Linked DNA regions of Mus musculus: region 1 is linked to region 2. The links are chromatin loops, found by intact Hi-C in ENCODE. Cell type or tissue: heart. All regions are shown on one strand. Links, peaks and the distances in the headings refer to the core of each region. The heading gives the core; the rest is flanking DNA. Region 1 holds the start of Id2 (inhibitor of DNA binding 2). Region 2 holds the start of Gm36723 (a long non-coding RNA gene).

Region 1 (11,011 bases), core at 1,150-9,149, 270 kb after region 2:
GAGATGCAATGTCCAAGAATCATAAGTAATAATTTGAGAATCCCAGAGATGTTTGTTTACATTGGCTATTATTGTAAAATACTCAGAGTATAACATCATGAACCAAAAGTGTCAAAACAAAATCTGTTCCGCTGTGGCACGTATGTGACAGAAACACATGCACACAAAGTACATCAAGAGGCTCGAACTGTTGGGGGGGGGGGGGACTCAGATAGTAAATCACTTCCAGGCTTAATAACAGAGGCGAGTCGTCAATCGAACACTGTCGCTGAGTCGCAGGAGGCATTGCAAGCCTTGCCTTGCGCAGATTTTCCTGCAGGGCAGAGTCCTTCTGCAGTCTCCAAACTGAGATGGACGGATTTTACCGCCTCTACATCACCGGACTCTGCCTCCTTAGAGAGAAGCCCTGGGGCACATGGCTGTCACGTGGAGGTCAGAGACCGCCTGGCCCACCAGCTGAGGAATTAATCATTAATTGAAGGGAAAATACTGTTTCTCCACACAGAGCTTTGCCTGGATTCTGCATTCTTCCTCTTTATTGCATTCAGAGGATGTGGGGGATTCAGACCAAAAACCCTTTCTTGGGCTTAACATAAATATTTTTTTTCCTTTAATACACGACTAATATATGGTAGTCTTCAGCAAAACAAGAATTCAGAATTAAAGCATTGGAGTCAAGAGCTCTAAACTTTTTCAAAATGTGGCTGCATCTAGGAAGGGTGCTGAAAGATTCCAAACCTCGTACGTAACAGAATTTTCTTTTAAAAACAGCGATAAGCTGTCAGTCAATAGCTAGGACCACCTACCTGACAAAGAGCTTCCCAAGAGCTCTAAGTGTTGGAATGTGACACCAGAAATCACGATTTGTGCATAATTAATCGCATCACTTTGCCACCTACACTGAAGGGCACAGACCAAGGGCAGTGTATGTAAATGTAGTTCCAGTGTGCAAACCCCACTAATGACCTTCGATTAATGGAGTCATTATAGTAACCCTGCCTCATTCTTGGGGGTGGGGGGAGTTCCGAATGCACCGGGTCCCTCGGGGCTCCTCTGCGGTCTGAGGGAGACCGCACAGTGTTCCTACAATTCGTGTCACTGAGTTTCCGAGAAGGCCTCCCGCGTTGCTCCAAGTTGCAAAGCTTCACGCTAAACCTGTCGTGGACGTGTATGTGGGTAGGTTCCCCCCCCCTCCCCAAATAGCTTTCCTTTATCTTAAAAGAAGGAACACTACAAATGTGACTTCCCAAAAGCGCGCTTCTTTTCCCTTCTGCCACGGTCGCTGTCTTCCCTAACGCTAGCGACCTGTGACTTCCCGTCTGCTGTGCGGAGAGAGTGGGGCTGCTGGAAGTCCTGGGGGCGGGTATAGCTAGCTCCGGGCACACCCCCGGGGCAGGGGTCCTGCCAGCTCTGGGAATTGGAATAAGGCGGGCACAATTGCACACTCAGGCCCCCTGGGCGCCCAGCGCACACTGTACTCAATTTGCCACCCCAGCTGGGCTCTCGCCCGCTCCTCCCACCCTACAGGCATTGGCTGCGAACGCGGAAGAACCGAGAGCTCATACTCACCAATGGGAGAATTCGCCTGGTATGATGGACGGGAGCCCTTCCACCAATGGCAATTCAGGGATGCCCGATTGAGCGGCCAGGGCGAGTGCACATAAAAGACGCCCCGCCCGGCTCGCGCTTCATTCTGAACCGAGCCTGGTGCCGCGCAGTCAGCTCAGCCCCCTGTGGCGGCTCCCTCCCGGTCTTCCTCCTACGAGCAGCATGAAAGCCTTCAGTCCGGTGAGGTCCGTTAGGAAAAACAGCCTGTCGGACCACAGCTTGGGCATCTCCCGGAGCAAAACCCCGGTGGACGACCCGATGAGTCTGCTCTACAACATGAACGACTGCTACTCCAAGCTCAAGGAACTGGTGCCCAGCATCCCCCAGAACAAGAAGGTGACCAAGATGGAAATCCTGCAGCACGTCATCGATTACATCTTGGACCTGCAGATCGCCCTGGACTCGCATCCCACTATCGTCAGCCTGCATCACCAGAGACCTGGACAGAACCAGGCGTCCAGGACGCCGCTGACCACCCTGAACACGGACATCAGCATCCTGTCCTTGCAGGTGAGACTAGCTTGCAAGTACGCCACTGCCCAGACGCTCCGGGTCTCCCGAGCTGTCACTCTTAAAGCCCATCGTAGAGACAGGTTCATTAACTTTATTTTTGAGGAAACTGTATATTGAGCGTCATGTGAAATCGCTACTTATAAGTTCTGTGTGGGTTGCATCTGGATCTGCGCTGTAGCATGATCCTGTTTCATGGGACTTGTTGGCACTTTTGTGAAAGGAGGAGGGGGGCTACCTTCCTTTAAGATTACCTAATATCCTGCCTTTTATCCTCTTTCTCCCCAGGCATCTGAATTCCCTTCTGAGCTTATGTCGAATGATAGCAAAGTACTCTGTGGCTAAATAAATGGTGAGTGTTGCGGGTGCCTCCTGTGTGCGCGTTTCGGTAATGTGCTTGTGTGTCTGTTAAATGTTTGGTTTGGTAAATGCATGCTTACTTCACTGTGTTACGGGTGCCGCTTGACTTACCACATAGGCATGAAGGGGCTTGTAGCTGTGGTTGCTCAGGACTACAGAACAGTTGCCTTTACAAAAACAGAAAAGAAAGAAAAAAAAGAAAGAAAAGAAATGCCAGTAACTTACTATGAAGGTGTCAGGACCAAGTGTGGCTGACTTTTATGAGCCCAGTGGCGGTACACTGAGGTGGTAACCTCAGCTGTAATTAATCTTATCGCCACAAATTCCATAGTGATTCTCTTTTCCCAAAACTGTAGTCCTCTGAGATTTCTCTGGCTAGCTGAAGACGGCTACCCCGAGCCTTACCCCTGTGCTCTGGGATCCAGATTTCCATATCTGTTAACTAAAGGGCTGTTTTCAATCAAATAATTGTTACAAGAAGCAGACTGGCGCCTGTGAGCGGGCTGTTAGAGATCCAAATAGGAGACTGGGTTTGGGAAGTTTTCCCCTGGAGTCTCCGCTATTTTCATGTTTAATTTGTGCTGCTGGGGCCGGGTATGTGTGCCGCATCTGGACGCCAGGGTTTGGTTAAATGCTCAAACTGTGGCTTCCTCGGCGCCAGGCTCGCCCGCCTCTGCCCTTAGGTTACATTCTCCTAAACTGCCTTTCTCTCCCAATCTTTTGCAGGCATTTGGGGACTTTTTTTTTTCTTTTTACTTTCTCTTTTTCTTTTGCACAAGAAGAAGTCTACAAGATCTTTTAAGACTTTTGTTATCAGCCATTTCACCAGGAGAACACGTTGAATGGACCTTTTTAAAAAGAAAGCGGAAGGAAAACTAAGGATGATCGTCTTGCCCAGGTGTCGTTCTCCGGCCTGGACTGTGATACCGTTATTTATGAGAGACTTTCAGTGCCCTTTCTACAGTTGGAAGGTTTTCTTTATATACTATTCCCACCATGGGGAGCGAAAACGTTAAAAAAAAAAGAAAAAAATCACAAGGAATTGCCCAATGTAAGCAGACTTTGCCTTTTCACAAAGGTGGAGCGTGAATACCAGAAGGACCCAGTATTCGGTTACTTAAATGAAGTCTTCGGTCAGAAATGGCCTTTTTGACACGAGCCTACTGAATGCTGTGTATATATTTATATATAAATATATATATATTGAGTGAACCTTGTGGACTCTTTAATTAGAGTTTTCTTGTATAGTGGCAGAAATAACCTATTTCTGCATTAAAATGTAATGACGTACTTATGCTAAACTTTTTATAAAAGTTTAGTTGTAAACTTAACCCTTTTATACAAAATAAATCAAGTGTGTTTATTGAATGTTGATTGCTTGCTTTATTTCAGACAACCAGTGCTTTGATTTTTTTTATGCTATGTTATAACTGAACCCAAATAAATACCAGTTCAAATTTATGTAGACTGTATTAAGATTATAATAAAATGTGTCTGACATCAATGCCGGGATTCTGAATGGTTTTTGAGGTGTCTTGTGTTTGCTTGGGGCACCTCCTTCTGTTCTCTCACCCCCTCTATCACATGTGTGTCCCGTGGCGGCCCAGTAGACTGAAACATTGTTGCCATTAGGAGGGATGGGGACTGGAAACGCAACACACCTAGCAGTGTGGCTCTGTGCCTGTGCATTGGGACTAGATTTTAAACGGGACTGTAGAAGACTCCCCTTGAGTTCCTAGGTGTGCCCTCTAGAAAGACACCTTTGGAGCAGAGAGAAAAGGGGCTTTGGCTGTCACTGGTCACCCCTGGGGGTTACGCTTTTAAACCTGGCCACGAACTCCAGAAGTCCTTCGTCTCCTCCACCTGTGGCTCACCCAGGCCTGCCTGGGCCAGCTGCTCTCCCAGTTCTGTGGCTATTAAGTGCTCTTCACCCTTGACTGCACTCTGGACCTCAAGGAACGGAGGGAAGGTGCGAGAAAAGCCCCTCCCACTCACCAAAAAAAAAGGTATCACCAACATTTCCATCCAACTCAGAGCCTTGAGGACACCGGGCCGCTAATTTGAATATGCATTCAATAGGTGCTTAGATTTAGTTCCCAAGTTGCAAGTGACTTGGTTGGGAAGGGGTGGTTCTGGAAAGTAGTCCAGGGAAGACAGGCACAGCCTAGAGAAAGGATGGGACAAGAGGTACGAGTATGTGAGTCGCACCTGGTGCCACTTTCTAGGCCAAGCAGGTGTTTGGGTGGCGCCTGCTAGTCTGCCTTGGCTGCGGTGTTTCCTCTCCCCTGACACCGAATCCATCCTGGTGAATGGAGGAGGGGCAGCTTCGGTTCCGGTGGTCCCCGCCTCCTTCCTGCAGGGCGGGGTTGTCCCTAATGAATATACCCGGGATGCACGCTTTGCCCATTACACCTGGGTTGGAGACTGCGCGAGCGAGAGCCCTTGGCAGCCGCCCAATACACTAGTCACCTGTTGCCTACTATAGCCCCTGCATGCACACCGGGCCAACCCAGGTGCGCTCTGCCATCCCACCCACCCTCACCCTTCTGCCCCGCCACACACACACGCACACACACACACACGCACACAAAGCGGGAGAGAAGTATGAGAGAACAAGTTGCTGCCCCAACCCTGCCTGTCCTCAGCTTCACGTCTGCCGGATCTCATTCTCCCCTCGGATGGCTTTGGGGATTTGACCCTGAAGTACAATTGTGCCATCGGAACTGCAGGCCCCTTCGGAGCACCTGTAGGGTCGCTGGACAACCAGCGACACGTGAATGACTTCTAATCAGCCTCAGCCTGGGGGAAAGTGGCTCCTTTGGAGGGGACTTCTAACTGCAGCTGGTCGCGCCGTGGAGGCCGAGCGCCACCTTCTGGCAAATATGAGGATCGCCGCTGGCCTACGGTTCTGCTGTACACAGGCATGGATGCAGGGAGCCGGTGGCCAGCAGCGTTATCCTGACCAAGCCTTCTGAAAATGATTGATGTCATCCCTAAAGACTGCCGCTAGCACGAATATATAAATCCGCTCCACCTCTTTACTGCGTACAACCTATTTGCCAATTAGCATCTTACTAGTTATGCTATCTCCCGCCTACCAGTTTGTGACTGGAAAAATGACTGCACAGTTGTTAGGTCAGAAAGTTTGGCAGCATGCTTCCGCACTTCTGTCCCTAACTTTTTTTTTTCCTTAATTGCTTCATGCCTTTTAACCAGAGCCCCAAGTGTTACTTTATCTCAGTGGTTTTCAACCTGTGGGTCGTGACCTCTTTGGGGTTGAATGACCCTTTCATGAAGTCATATCTTAAATATCCTGCAGATCGGATATTTGCATTATGATTCACAACAGTAGCAAAATTACACTCATGAAGCAGCAACAAGAACAATTTTATGATTGGGGGTTACTACAACGTGAGGAACTGCATAAAAGGGTTGCAACACTGGTAAGGTTACGGACCGCTGCTTTATCGGAATGAAAAATGAACAAAGCCTCCTTACGCGAGACCTTAATGCCAGGTTTGGTTTTTTTTTTCTTCCTCTAAATAAGATGTAGGTCTAGAGGGTTTGTGCACATTTTATCAGTTTCAAAAATTCTTTCAGCTTCTAAATTTGAGTAATTTGAGATTTTTTTAGAAAAAGATTTATTTATTGTACATATGAGTGCACTGTAGCTGTCTTCAGACACACCAGAAACGGGCATCAGATCCCATTACAGATAGTTGTGAGCCACCATGTGGTTGCTGGGAATTGAACTCAAGACCTCTGGTTGAGCAGTCAGTGCTCTTAGCTGCTGAGCCATCTCTCCAGCCTGAATTTTGAGATTTTTAAAATCATAACATTGAGGCAAATTTAAACATTCTCATGCTTCATTTGCTGATATTTTTCACCATGTAAGTTTTAAGTTTCCTTACATTGGTTTATTTATAGTGCTAGTTATCAGACCCAAGGCCTTGATAATACACGGCCGGCACGCACCACCAAGCTACACCCCCAGCCCTTGACCTTACTCTTCTCAGAACGCTTTCTCTGTTCCATTAACAAGCTGTGGTTTCTAAGATAACTCCGTCTCCAGCACGATGCTGGGTTTGTTTCTTTAGTCTGTGGTGATGTCTACTACAGATTCTGCTAATGCAGTACCTTCTTTGTAATTTTGAGAAATAAAGAACTTTTTTTTTTCTCTGCACTGCCCTGCACTTAGAATAATAGTCACACTGGTGTCAAACGATACTGTAGGTTAGTTTGTTCCCAGTGCCCAGTGCTGTCTTAAGATCCTTAAGAGACAGGCAGATGTGTGTCCCTCCATAGTACAGAAGCTGGTCCATACACACTGGTGCAGTCAGTGGACAAACCACTTTAGTCTCTCCGTGCTCCCTGTTGGGAAAGGGCTTCCAGGTTAGAATCTAACAGCAATGACTGTATTATTCTTGCTAGTGAAAAGCTGATATAGAAATTCTTAAATTCAATGATCCTCTGCCCCAGAACTCCTCAGCCTGATTCCCCATGTGTCCTTTAAAGTTCTGATCACAGCCGGGCGTGGTGGCGCAGCACTCCGGAGGCAGAGGCAGGTGGATTTCTGAGTTGGACACCAGCCTGGTCTACAAAGTGAGTTCCAGGACAGCCAGGGCTATACAGAGAAACCCTGTCTCGAAAAAAAACAAAAATAAAAATAAAAAAAGCAATAAATAAATAAGTAAAGTTCTGATCACTTGCTGTTAGAAAGGGGGCTCCAGGCTTGGGTGTCCTCTGGCATTAGACCTACCTGGCACTGCTATTCAAGCAGAACAATGGTGATGGCCTATAGAGGACCTTGGTCTGAAGTCTGAATTAAGCAGAACAATCCAACTGGTATCTAGGTGAGCCTGGAGGTTGTCCTATATAAAACGGGAAGAGGCCAAAAGACCCTGGCCTGAGATCCCAATCAGCCCTGCCTTCTGCCACCCAGGCTGCCCACAGGCTTCCAGGTGGTATAACCCCTGCCCGTGACTGCCTGGGTGATAATCCTGTAAGTAAATAACTGTCATAAATTCATTGGCTCAGCTTTATGGGATCCTTCCTCTGTCTGTGAGTCTTTACATCTCCCCAGGAAGATGAGGACATGGCAAGGACCCTGTAAGCAATGGCAGCAAGATGATCAAAGAAGCCTGGAGGTGGTCACTGTGTTTAGTGAAGTGGGCCCATGAGAAAAACAGGCCAAGACTGCAGGAGGGTGGAGCTTTTCTAAGGGCACATGCTCTCTCTCTCTCTCTCTCTCTCTCTCTCTCTCTCTCTCTCTCTCTCTCTCTCTCCCTCTCTTCCTCTCTTCCTCTCTCTCTCATACACACACACACACACATACACACGGGCATAAACATACACAGACACATACTATGGGGGTGGGAGGAGAGGTGAAGGGAGGAGGGAGGAAGGGAGAGAAGGAGGGAGAACAGCGGCAGTAAGCAATGTGCATATACTTGGGCCAGCCCCAGGTAAGGTGACTCCTGTAAACAAACTGGGACTTTGGCCAATTAAAAACAAGATGTGGCAAACTGGGGGAGCAGATTGGATCAAACCATAAAGTAGAATGGATCTGTAATATACCAGTAAAATAGCCCAGGTACCTGGGGTAGCTCCTCTTAGAAGAATGTGTCTGCCCCTCCCTGTAGGATACCCCCAGAGAGGCCCCTAGGGTGAGTAATTTGGAGTCAGGCATTTCCTGGTAGGAGAGATAAATGAGGCAGCAGTACTGGGCACTAGCTCTGTGAGGTTACTGTCCTTGGAGTGACCCGTCAGGGGAAGTCCCTATTTGCCATCTGTTGAACTTAGGCCCTGGTTCTTCTTCCCAGCCCCATGCTCCCAGAAATAAGACTCAGACTCAAAATATATTTACAAACACCTTGGCCATGTAGCCTGGTTCTTCTCTGACTAGATAGAACTTAAAATATCCTGTTTATTCTAGCCTACATTCTGCTACACGGCTGGTTACCTGTGCTTAGTTACCAAGCATCTGTCTTTATCACATCTTCCCAGGTGATCTCCCAGAATTCCTTCTCCTCCAAGATGCCCCACCTTCTATTTCCTGCCTAAGCCGTAGGCCATGGGCTTTCTAATTGATAAGTAATGCATCCATACGATACACAACTCAGTCTCTCTACAGTCATCCCATGATGTACGTGTGATGGACCATACATGTGCTTAAGACGAAAGGCGGCACGTGCCCAATGCAGGAACAGCTCATCTGTCAATCAAGCTAAGAATCCTAACCCCACTCCTCACCCTGAGGACCAGCTCCTCCCTCCGCCTAAACTCATTAAAAAACAAAACAATGGGGGCTGGCGAGATGGCTCAGCGAGTAAGAGCACTGACTGTTCTTCCAAAGGTCCTGAGTTCAAATCCCAGCAACCATATGGTGGCTCACAACCATCTGTAATAGGATCTGATGCCCTCTTCTGGTGTGTCTGAAGTCAGTTACAGTGTATTTATGTATAATAAATAAATCTTAAAAAAAAACAAAAACAAAAAACAAGCTCTGTGCTTACTCAAGCCAACTTCCGACCTTTGCGCTGTATTCTATGCTCAACTCTTTTTCTAAAAGCACACCTGACCGTGGTCACTGTGTGACGTGTCCCTTTGTTTTAGATACTAAAGAACCTGGGATTCATGCCCATCTCAACATGGGAATGAGGTTTCTTTTCAAATTCACAACCAGACTGCCCTGATCTAGAGTAGAGAGTCATATACAGACCCACTTACTATAGCAATGTTAATGCTAAGAAGAGTTCATTAAGATGGAAGTAAGATTCTAGCCAGCGACACCCTGAGGACCCGACTGACAAAAGCGGAGTTTGTTTTGTTTTGTTTTGTTTTGTTTTGTTTTGCTTTTGTAGAGAAAATGCACAGGATTTCTCATCTAACGGCTTCGTGAAAGATAGTTATAATCAAAAAAGATACAACCAGCACTGGAAACGATTTACTGTGTAGGATATACAGCACACACAGCAAAGGGGGAAATCAATGTAGAGAATCTAAACTACGAACAGAAAAGTGATCAGGAAAAAAATACACTGGTTGAAAATGTAAGAAAACCACAAAGTGCTACATAAAGACAGAAAGAGATCAAAATGAATAAAATACAAGTAATATGGTCACTGTGGGTGAAAATAAAAAAAAAAAAGAAACCCAAGGAAGGAAAGGAGATGAGTGCTCCTGGGTGTGGTGGAAGAAAAACGTTTATTGTAGATGTGTGGGAGAGCAGAGCCAGAAGCAGGGACATCTGGGAGAGTCCAGAGTGGACATGGGCAGATAGGGCTGGACTATGGGGTGGGGGGGGGGGAGGTACAGCAGCCAAGACAGGCAAAGGAACAAAAAGCACAAGGAACCAAAACGGCTGGATTATGTGGGGAAGGGCACATAGTCCCTGGGCAGCAGAAGTTTAGGGTGGGGTGGCAGGGTTTGCCAGCCATACTCTAACAGACGGGGACTGAGGGATGCTGGAATTACCTCCAGACCAGGTCCGATCTGATATATAAATAGGCACCTCAGCCTTTGGTCCCAGGGTTTGAGACTTAACACGCTGAAATTTAAAACTATGTACAGGTTAAAATCCAGGTTCGGAACTCCTGAAGAAAGGAGAGATGCGAGGAAGAGAGGCCTGAGGAACCTGCACAGGGAAAGAAAAATATCGAAAGCGAGGCGCAAGTACCCCGTGAGGAGGGCTTGGCTGACGGCTGCAGCTATGAAAATCGTTCATCCCAGCCAGTAACTCAACATGAGGCATGCCCGGCCTTAACCAAGGTAATAGTTTATCCATCCAACTGTGCAGTAACAAATACTCATAGAAAGCAAACACAGCTTATTTCATAGGCTAAGAATGCTCCGCTCCATAGCTGCTGCTAGCCTTGGGTTCCACAGGCCTGGCACCTCCAGGATGCTGGGATCTGCCCTGCAGCCGAGACTACATAGTCACCAACAGACTTGGTGCCTCTCTTCAGGAACTCTGATCCTGCCACATGGCACTGAGCTCCAGCTTCTCTCCACGGCCCCTCAATCCCCAGCTTCCTTCCACGCTGCCCAGACCACCCTGTGGGAGAGTCCACACATTACCAAGTTTGGCTGCCAGCTTGGGATGCACCACAGCTCTGTGCACTGACCCTGTGGAAATTCTTGCCAGATTTTTTTTTACCTCAGTGATGCTGGTCTCTTATTAACCACAGCTGATTCTTTGGCTCCAGCTAACGAACATCAGTTGTCCAATAAAGCAAAGGTTTCACTTCCAAGATTCTAAATCCAAAACACCAACAGCCCGGATGAAGTTTTTGCCTCCCTCTGAAACTTCACAAGCCAGGGCTCCATGTCTGTGCCTCTCAGCATGCTTATCTGTTGAGCGCCCTTAACAGCTCATTAAACTCTGAGTACTCAACAGGGATTTATTCAGCTTGCTTTTCCTCCCCTTCCCCTTCCCCTTCCCCTTCCCCTTTCCCTTCCCCTTCCCCTTCCCCTTCCCCTTTCCCTTCCCCTTCCCTTTCCCCTTCCCCTTCCTCTACTTCTTCTTCCCCTT
Region 2 (11,011 bases), core at 1,686-9,685:
AAGATTCTAAGTAATGTATATAAAATTTGGGGTCAGAGCTGGAGCAGTAACGGGAGTGTGCACTGGTCATTTCTGTTCTGTTGATCAGGCTTCTAGAAGAACTTAAATGCAGTCATAACGTAAACCCTAATGCCTAGCAACCAGCCCCTTCCCTCCCCATACAGGGATCTTCGGATGACCTTTCTGTTTCCTCCCTCCATGAGGCTTTGGGGAAAAAAAAAAGAAAAAACTCAATTCCATCAAAGAGAGAGAAAGAACAGGCAGGTGTAAAATACTGGCCTGGCCTCCCCAAGGTCATGTTTGTGTATGCATGTATATGCATGTTCGTGTGCATTCACACATGAATATGAGTCAAAACACATGCCTTTGGGCTTGTACATGCCTGTGTTCTCAAGTGTGCGCTTGTGTGTGCGAGTGCACAGGTGTGAGTTACTTAATCTCCGTGGACCCCGATTTCCCCGTCTGTAATGAGGATGCTTCTGTATCAGAAGATTGTCACAGAAAACCTGTGAAGCAACCGTAGAGTGCAGACATATGATGTATCCACACATGGTATGAATTCTATACCTCAGTATAGAATGCATCAGGATATTGTCATCCACACTTGGCCAAGGTTCACCAGAAGGGTAAGTTACTTACCCTTGGCCATGATGAAGCACACAGAGAAAGCAAGCATCACTAGCGCTCCAGCCCCAGTTCAAAACAGGATATGGCCATTGCAGTTGTCACCAATGCCCTGGACAGCTGAGGCCTTGGCTGAGGGACAAGCAGGCCACCATGTGCCCTCGAATCAGGAGAGTCTGGGAGTGATGCATCAGGAAAGAAGCTGGCTGCAAACCACGCAGACCATGGGAACATCTGTGACGGTGAAGTGATAGCGCCAGAAAAGGTGGCCCCAGCTGTGCGCGTACTTCTTCCCTCATCCAAATCCTGCTCTCCCACAACACCCACCCCCACATACGCCCACTCTCCTAGACCCTCCTGCTGCATGCTCCCAAGCCAAGTCTGCTTCGTGGTTATCACTCTGGTTTGTACAGGAAAAAAAAATTATTGAAACATGTAAGTATATAATATTATGAAGAAAAACTTCCTTGGCAGCAAGCTTTCTTTTCTCTGTGTAGAAGAGATTTCCATTGAAAGGCTGTTACCCTACCTCCTATTCAAACACTGAGTTCCATATGATCACCCTCACCTACCACCACAGCATTATCACATCTAGGAATGTGGGTCAGGAAGATTCTGAGAAAGCGTTGTTGTGGAGCCAGTGACCATGAGCTCATGTTCCTTTAGCCGAAGGGAAGCATTACCAGCTGGGACACACGTCACCCAGTGTTCTCCTCCCCAGGGGCCTTTCAGCATCTTGTCTCCACCCAATCTGTCTTGATGGAATGCCTTCTTTTTTCTCCAGCAAATTTAATCTCAAAAATGGAACATGTGAGTGGAAAATATACCAAAAATAATAAATATCCCAGCTCATCTGCTGTGGGTGCCATACAGACAGAGAATATATCCAGTTCTCTGCCTCCAGACATGCTTAAAGAACACGCATGCTGATCTTAGGGGCGGCCTTGATCCATATGGGCTCTCATTATCCACCAGGCATCTGCTAGGTGGAGCAGTTTGATGACAGCTTGGATGGCCTCAAAGCCTAGGTGACAAAGACACAGCAGAGAGCCCAGTGTATGGAGACACAACTTTCAGGGGCCAGAACGTAAAGTGTCCATTTCAAAGATGAGCAGAAGTTAGACAGGCAGTTAAACTGAGACCACAGAACCCAAAATGTGTCCATCCAGAGGCCTGGCTACAAGTTTAGCTGTAGGCCCTGGGGCCTTAGATAGTTATCTATTCAGAATGTGGCCAGCAGTCACCATGGCAGGCTGCAAACCCACAACCACCTGCATGCCACACCAGCATCGCCACCTCAACCATCTCTGTACATGACTTCCTGGAAGCTCAAGCCTTGTCTGCCAGATTTGTGAATGTAGTGCCGCATCCTGCAAGGTGGCAGCCATGCTGACAACTATCCCAACAATCATTAGGACGGCCACCCAAGATGGGTTGACCACTGCTCTGCTCCTCTCTCAACTAGAAATAGATAATCCATACAAAGAAAACACAGCAAACCTGTATGTAAAAGAGGAGTCAATCCTTACCTTCACACCAGCCATACCTAAGTCCAATAGCATGGGTCAGAAGTGCTCAAAACTTTGGTCTCTGGATCCTAGTACACTTAAATTCTGAGAAGTCTCAGGAGGAAATATAGGCATGTATGCATGTTCATGTAGGGTGTGTACATGTGTATACAGGTACACAAGCAGATGACTGAATGTATAGATGCTGATGACGACCTTGGGAGTCATTCTTAGGAAGAGCACCACTTCATTTGAGACAGGATCTCTCCTAGTAGTCTGGAATGATGGCTTATAAGCCTCAGGAGTGCTCAGGTCTCTGCCTCCCCAGTACCTTGATTGCAAGTGTGGATCACTGCAGCTGGTATTCTAACATTGGCTCTGAGGATTAAACTCAGGTCTTCATGTTTGCAAAGTAAGAGAATTACTGACTGGGCCATCTCCCCCAGCCTTATGGAGATAATTAATACCATAAAAGAAATGAAAATGGCATAGACTGGAGCCATTAGGTCACTGAGAAAGGAGAGTAAGGGGCTCAAGGTTAAACCAAGCTTCTGGCAGACAAAATGAATATTCTGTGAGGATGGACAAGGTAAAGAAACACGAGGTGCCTAGGCAAGGTTTAGATGCAACTCCGAAAAACAAAAGCCAGTACCTAGTTGAAACCACCTAGGATCATCCTCTTGGAGAGCCCAGCTGATACAGTGTCACCTTGAATAATTTAGAGGGAGAAGGACATTAATAGGTGTGTGCATTCCCTCTGCCATCTGCCCATAGAAGTCAGTAAGACAGAATTAAGGTTGAAAAGCTGACTGAGGCTAGTGGGGATTTTAATGTAGACATGCATCCCAAATTCTGTGTATCTCCCCTGGATCAAGCTATTTCTCGGAAATGGGTTCTTCCAGTTTTCCTGGCTTGCTCCGTTGGCTGCTCAAAGGTGAACAGCCAGGAAATGTTCCTTACTTAGTGGTGGACTACTCCTTACTTAGTGGTCATTGATCCTCTTCACAAAATTGTGCCAATAGCAAACGGGATGACCTTCAATGAGCTTCGGTCAGAAGCTATGGCTTTAAAACCCCAGAATCATAATGAAGAGGCAGAGCTAAACCCCAAATATGGACATCCTTGGACAGAGTTAACATCCCCCAGTGTTGGAATTATAACCCCTCTGTGTGGCCTGAGGGTGCTACATGGTCCTGGGATGCAGATACCATCAAAACATATTTGTGGAATTGTCTGCTAGATACAGATATCATATACAGAATATATACATATATAGCTGGATAGATTGTCTGATTTAAATTGACTTCTCTCTCAATTATATTAAGGCCACAGCAGAGGAAAATTAAAATGGTTGCTATGGTCTCCCAAGGCTAATGAAAAGTTACAAGGGAAGCATTCTGGTGTTCCTTCTCCTTCACATGTTTTATTTACCCACAGCATGATGAGGATGATGGTTGTGATTAGGATGATGGTGATGATGGTGGTGCTGAGGAGGAGGAGGGTCATGAATATATCAGTGATGGTAATGATGGTAGCATTGGTGAGGATGGTGGTGGGGATGATTAATAGATACCATATTGAACTCTTCCATTTGCCAGTCCTCTCCCATACATCCACTCCCTACCTCCTATTTTGTAAAATAAGGCCTCACTAGGTAGGTAGGTTGGCTTTAAACTCACAATCCTCCTGCATCAGCCTTCCAAGTACTGGGGATTATAGGCATGTTCCACCATACCTGGCCAATTGCCAAATCTTATTTCAACATATTTTATGTCCACATGTGCTGCCTGTTGCTAGCTTAGACCTCTTTATAAACTAGCAAACCTAGTTTCATTTCAGAATAAATACGAAGCAGTTTAGCCATAAGAGGACAAAGGGCACTCAAAATCCTAAAATATAAACTACTATCAGAGCATGTTGCCAATACCTTAAGATGAACATTTCCCTGGTTGTGATGACTCATCTCAGTTGTCACTTTAGTGAGATCGAGAAATACCTGGGTGATGGATCTTTTCAAATACCTGAGGAGTAGCATCTTGATTGGGCTCATTGAGGTGGGAAAAGTTGCCCATTGTGGGTGGCACCATTCCCTGTGCTAGGGTCTCTCTGCTTCCTGATTGTGCATCACAGAAACTAGAAAAGCAAACAAGACCCTGACTAGTGTCCAGCAGATTCCACAGGAGAAAAAGGCCAACAGTTCATCTTTAGATAAACTCTTGGGTACTAGAAGCTCTTCAACATAGAGAGAGAGCAAGCTTGAATGCAAGTGAAGTTATATCAGAGAGATTGAAAGTTTGTAAATGAACCAGGTATTCATGCTGGTGACCCTCCCACCATGAGTCAATATTATCGGTGCCAAAGAGAGGAGAGAAGACTGGGACTCCCTAACAACTACCTAACAAGCATTTCTTGAATATTTCTAAACCTAGAAAGAAAACAAATTGGGCCTACAAAAGGGAGACAGAGGGGAAAAGAAAAAGATGATTCATCTTGAAAACCCCCTCAGCCTCCGGTTCCTACCGTGGAGCACTTGCCGCACCCGCGCTGTGATCCACCCAATTATTTTAATGTCATCATTCTTTCTCCTTTTCTCTCTTTGATCCAGAGATTAGCTGAGCATATTCTGTGTTTCCCACATCCTGCCCACATCCTTTTATCTAAATGTCTTCAAGGTCTCACAATGAGGTACCAGCAACTTCTTTAAAACATCTTTGTCTCTTTCTTGGCCAGTCTTTCTGGAAATATCTCTTGTCACTGCAGATGGATTAAGCATTTTCCTCTTTTTGACAAATGTTGGACGTCATGACAGGGGTGGGGTGGGGGGCTTCAGAGCTAAGCAGGCAAAGTGGTCCCTGCCCTCAGGATGCTAGCCTTCTAGTTGAAGAGTCAACTACTAGAGAAGTACACTCAAGCTGTAATGAGGGAGCAACGCACACCCTCTAAGAGCTCACCAAGCATTCTAGGCTTAGTGTAGAATTCCATTCACAGGGTGGTCTAGATCCAGAAAAGTGAGAAAGAACAAGCTATGTGACAGTTTATAGAAAGAACATGCCAGAGGGATTGAAACTACAAAAACATTCTGAGTAAGAGACCACATTGGGCATATTCAAAACATCTTCAGAGTCAAACATGAAAGAACACACAAAAATCTCCAGGATAATCAGGGGTGAAACAGCCTAGCAGCAGATTGCTCAGGGACTCACTCAAGAGCAGAAAGAGAAATTCACACCAAAGCCATGCAGGGAACTATTTTAAGTGATATAGAAATAATCACCTACATTTCAATTATTTGGCCAGTGCTCCTGAGAAACCAACAACCCTATTCCAACTTCTGCCCTTAGTGAAATCAACACCAATGCCATATTGGCTATGTGGAGGTAGAGGGGGCTGTTGGGACATATATTCAAAATTCCTTTTTAAATAGATTTCTGATCCTCACTTTAAAAAAAAATAGCTCTAGGTTCCCACTCAGCTTGGCATATATTAAAAATCTGTTTGGAAGCAAACTGTTTTTTAAAGTACCTTTGGTTTTAATTAGTTTAGCATTTTAATTTTACGAAAGGACAGGAAGCCTCGATAAGAAGTGCCTTCCATTAGTGTGTCTGAGTCTGCACCATGATGCTGCACTGAGACAATTGATGTCATGTTAATTAATAATTATCTGAGGGACACTGCAAATGTGGAAGGCCACTGTGACTCACCCGGATCGCCTTGCGCTCAGTCCGCTTTAAAGTGCTATTAATTCCTGTTACAAATGACAGGATCGTTTAATTTCTTAAATGAGACATTTTTATCACCCATAGGGCCTTTCATCTCAGTGAATTTATGCGTTCTGGTGAGCCCCAAAACCCATTTCTAGTTTTCAAAACACATTTTGCCCCCGTTGTTTTACCTATATTTGATTTGACCCATATGTATAGACTCCATATGAGTCTAGCTGGCCCACTCCAGATCTCCCAAGGTTCTAAATGGCTCATCTTTACATAGGGCTAAGAACAGGAGCAAGCGGGTGTCAAGTCTAAGCTATATGTGTAGATTCCAAAATTGCAACAAATGCAATTGTCTGGAAATGTACTTTGTGTGCAGAAATGACCCGTCATGTCTTTTTAATTACATCTCTATGCTCTCTACCTCTTCCACTACTTAAATGGCAGTAGACACAACAGTTCCCACTGACAGATGATCTTCCCACCATGCACCATGCTGCCTGATGTGTTCACATTACTGACTATCACTTGGGACAACTGATGGCTTCAAGTCATTAAGAGTTTTAGTCCTTGCTAGTGTATGCAATGGTGTCATCGCTTGGAGGCTAATTATGGGATGGATCCCTGGATATGGCAGTCTCTAGATGGACCATCCTTTTGTCTCAGCTCCAAACTTTGTCTCTGTAACTCCTTCCATGGGTGATTGTTTCCAATTCTAAGAGTGAGCAAAGTGTCCACACTTTGGTCTTCGTTCTTCTTCAGTTTCATATGTTTTACATATTGTACCTTATATCTCGCTATACTAAGTTTCTGGGTTAATATCCACTTATCAGTGAGTACATTTCATTTGAGTTCTTTTGTGATTGGGTTACCTCACTCAGGATGACACCATTGCATACACTAGCAAGCCTTTGTTGCAAGGACAGTGATATAGCTGTCCCTTGTGAAACTAGGCCGGGGCCTAGCAAACACAGAAGTGGATGCTCACAGTCAACTATTGGATGGATCACAGGGCTCCCAATGGAGGAGCTAGAGAAAGTACCCAAGGAGCTAAAGGGATCTGCAACCCTATCGGAGGAACAACATTATGAACTAACCAGTACCCCAGAGCTCTTGACTCTAGCTGCATATGTATCAAAAGATGGCCTAGTCGGCCATCACTGGAAAGAGAGGCCCATTGGTCAGGCAAAAGTTATATGCCCCAGTACAGGGGAATGCCAGGGCCAAAAAATGGGAATGGGTGGGTAGGGGAGTTGGGGGGGGGGGCTTTTGGGATAGCATTGGAAATGTAATTGAAGAAAATACGTAATTAAAAAAAAAGAGAGAGAGAGAGTTTTAGTCCATGAGAAAGGGCCCAAAGCTTTAGCTGGGGAAGATTAAGACTCCAAAGTGTGACAAGGTACAGAAAGTGCACTGTTAGTGGTGAATTAAAGGGCCACACAGCTTTTGGCCCTTCTTTCATGGACAGCTGGGTTCTGTTGCCCTTCCATTGGATATGGCCAATCTACAGCTGTTTTGAAAATCAAAGAATTAGGAAACTCACTCCAGAAAATTCTTGGCAGAGAAAGAAAGAAAGAAAGAAAGAAAGAAAGAAAGAAAGAAAGAAAGAAAGAAAGAAAGAAAGAGAGAGAGAGAGAGAGAGAGAGAGAGAGAGACAGAGACAGAGACAGAGACAGAGACAGAGACAGAGACAGAGACAGAGAGACAGAGACAGAGAGACAGAGAGAGACAGAGAGAGAGAGAGAGAGAGAGAGAGAAAGAAAGAACAAAAAACACCACTCCACTCAATGTGAGTTCATATCAATAACCGATATTTCTGAGAGTATATGTCCCATGTAATGTTTGAGACACAGTGAACTAGGTCCCTTCCAAATTTATCTGATGTCCCAGAGCTAACCCAGCTCCCAAGTCAGCCATCAGAAGAGCTGTAAGTATGGACCATGGTTCCAGCATTCCTGGTTGGCATATGAGATATCTCAGCTGCCTTGATAGAGAGTCTGCTTTGAGAAGACCCAAGAGGATGTGGAAGTAGGATGGTTTGCTGAGTCAGCCCATCCTGTTGGGGCTTTCAGCTTGTGAAGCAAATCACCTCAAGTGGTCCAAGAATATCAGCCACAGGAGAAAGGCTGCTGAGCTCTCTCTGGCCATCCAAGATGATCTCAGTGAAGCCCTGCCTGGAATTCTGACCGCAAAACCATTCATTATCTATCAGCCAACGCTTACCAAGCACAGTCATTCCCTGGTGTGTGTGTGTGGGGGGGGGGGGGACAAGGTCATTATGGAACTAAACAGAAATAAGGAAGATAAGAAAACCCAAGTCAAAGCTGAGGGCCACAAGTCATGAAGACCTCAGCTGCCTTCAGGCAGTGGAAAACACACAGCTAATGATGCCACATCAATTTTTAAATTAAAGGGTTTAATTGATCTGAGCTCAGCTCTTTAGCTTTTTGAACAGAGGAAGCTGTTCATTCTAAGATGCAGTCTCTAGAAAACACCTGGAAACACATAAATAAATAAACAAAAACAAAAAAAAAACAAACTAACTCTAAGGAACACCTTCAGTCTTCATTGTTATGAGTCTTCTTTTACTTTTCTCAAAAGCAATTCAGAACAGCTTGCTTACAAGGCTGCAGCAGCTGCTGGTCCATTTGCTTATTAATGATTTGGGCAAAATCAGTGTAGACAATCCGGTGCTAACCTGTTTACAATTATCAGTTCTTTCATTGTCACAGATCTTAAAAATTATAGACAATTCTGGAATTTGTACTCATTATTAGTTGGGAAGCAGACACTTGGAATATTTCAGTCATTATTTTATCTATCACATCCAAGCAAGAAACCTAGATGTCCCCTCCTTGTTCCTCGGTGACCAGTAGATGTAGACCAGACCTTACCTTCTTCCAGCCTCCAGTCTACTCTCCCCACTGGGATGCAGGACCCTGACAGCACCCTCCTTGCATCTTGTCACCATCTTTGGTCCCTGAGGTCCAGTGAACAACTTTTCCAATCCTAACCCTTAGCATCTTACCATGTCTGGGTTATTCTGTGTATTGCTGTTTTCACTACTTGACAAAATCAACCTACAAGAAAGAAAAAGATTGGCTCAGCAGTGGAAGGTCTAGTCTATCATGACCGAGATGGACCATGAGGAAGCTGGTCATATACACAGGAAGCAGAGAGAGATAGAGTGTGGTAGCCAGTTCACTTTCCCCTTTCTATGGGAGAGACTCCAGCCCATGTCATGATGCTACCCAAATCAGATTAACCTTCCCTCCTCAAATCACCCTCTCTGGATATGCCCTCACAGATGTACCCAGAGGTGTGTCTCCTAGGTGATTCTAAATCCAGTCACGTTGACAATGAAGATGAACCACCACACTTAGCATCCAAAGGGACTTGGTGGTTGTAACTAAATTAAGCATCCTACAGGACAGTTTATCCTCACTTACATGATTAGACCTTGAGTCAATGTGAGGGTTTGGGAAGGATGCAGCAGAATTCAGGGAATGGCAGGCAACAGAGGAAGAGCCTGAAACAATGGGACATGCTGAAGACTATGGAAGGTACTGTGAGCCGAGGGACTCAGAGGCCTCCAAGAGGAAAGGAAAGGAAGTGCATGAGCCCTGCCTTCCCTTAGACTGTAGGTGCCTGTCCCCTGGTCATAATGGATATGAAAGCTGCCCTGTAAGCCACTGAGTGGGACTCACTTGTTACCACTGTGATGTCAGGCTAAGACACTCATACCTCCCATGATTAGGCCAATCCACATGGAATATGGGATACAGTGGGCTCACCCTAGTAATGCCAGCACTTGGGTGGTTTCAGAAAGAGGATTGCCTCCAATTCTAGCTCAAGTTCTGGCTACAGAGTCAGAACCTGTCTCAAAATAAAAATAAAAAATAAAATGAAACCAAAGATGCACACTTTTTGATACCCCTCCAAGATAGAAGGTAGGTTATTGTTTTATAAAAGGCTCCCACTGAGCACAGGCATGGAACTGGGTTCACTGAACCAAGTCCAGATACTCTGGTTCACCATGCCCTTCCTCCTTGTCCTGCCCAGATCCCTTGCCTGATAAACCCCAGCCCATGGTACCTTCCTCTTGAGATGGAATGATAATGTGTCACTAAGGGTACCTTCCAACTTTTAGCTTTACAGACATAAGACAGAGAGGTTGAATAATTTGCCAAGATCACACAGCCAGTGGTGAACAATTGGAGTTACTCCCTAAGGAGTATGACTGAAGCCAAGTTCAGTACTCCAAGTTGCTTCCTCTTGCTTTCAGGAGCAGGGGAAAGAGATCTCAGAGTAAGGGAAAAGGCTTTCTAGAAGACTCTGCATGCTTCACCACAGTGGAAACAATGGAGCTGCTGTATGTCACCCAGTTATTTCTAGTATTCAATTTATTCTCACTCAAAATCTTCCGGGCATGGGCTGGAGGGACAGTTCAGTGGGTAAAGTGCTTGCTGCCCAACGTGGGCCTGAGGGCAGATCCTGAGCACCCCTGTAAAGAGCCAGCTGTGGCAGTGTGCATCTGAAACTCCAGCCCTGGGAGGCAGACACAGGTAGATCTGGAGCTTGCTGGATCGCCATTTGGCCAAAAGGGCTAGCTCAGTGAGAGACCATGTTACAGAATACAGTGAAGAGGCTCATGGAGGCATTCAAACCAACCTCCACACATGCTGCCATGAACAAACATACATGTATGAACACAAACAGAGAGAGAGAGATAGAGAGAGACAGAGAGACAGAGAGACAGAGAGACAGAGAGACAGAGAGACAGAGAGACAGAGACAGAAACAGAGATAAATAGAGATCCGGAGGACAGATGATACAATAGTCAGAGACAGATAGAGCAGACTCTTCTTTCAATAGAAACCAAACCTTGCTATATGCTTTTTCCTTTTTTTAATTAGATATTTTCTTTATTTACATTTCAAATGTTATCCCCTTTCCTGGTTTCCTCTCCAAAAACCCCCTATTCCTATCATCGATATCTTCGAACATGAGCCTGGCTACTTCTGCCAACTCACCCCGTGCCTTTCCACTACTCTGAACAGGGAGAAACTGCAAGAGACACTGGGACACAATGGCGACAGCAGCTGACAGTAAGAAGGAGGACTCTTGACTGGCAGATTTGGGGTTGCTGCAGATTCTAATTCTCCTGAGGCT

Evidence for each region. Peaks named below come from ENCODE experiments on the same cell type or tissue, not always from the same donor. Only the 100,000 strongest peaks of a DNase experiment are listed, where the experiment ranks them.
Region 1: a loop joins it to region 2, with 2.6 times the contacts of the local background. A loop is called at or near these places in 7 of 42 quality-filtered maps.

What each region holds. Positions count from the first base shown.
Region 1 is chr12:25,086,770-25,097,780 of GRCm38, reverse strand. It overlaps Id2 (inhibitor of DNA binding 2), which reads left to right and starts at 1,689. Exons shown (of 3, transcript NM_010496.3): 1 at 1,689-2,118; 2 at 2,407-2,470; 3 at 3,205-3,982. The coding sequence starts at 1,771. The coding sequence ends at 2,463. In heart, for the core only: CTCF peaks have their summits at 1,724, 2,499 and 5,352 (motif pointing left); DNase peaks (open chromatin) are centred at 1,600, 3,010, 4,840 and 5,310; H3K4me3 peaks cover 4,477 bases; H3K27ac peaks cover 5,858 bases.
Region 2 is chr12:25,353,845-25,364,855 of GRCm38, reverse strand. It overlaps Gm36723 (a long non-coding RNA gene), which reads right to left and starts at 8,955. Exons shown (of 12, transcript XR_001780577.2): 1 at 8,868-8,955. In heart, for the core only: CTCF peaks have their summits at 5,503 and 9,428; no DNase peak of the experiment used is centred there.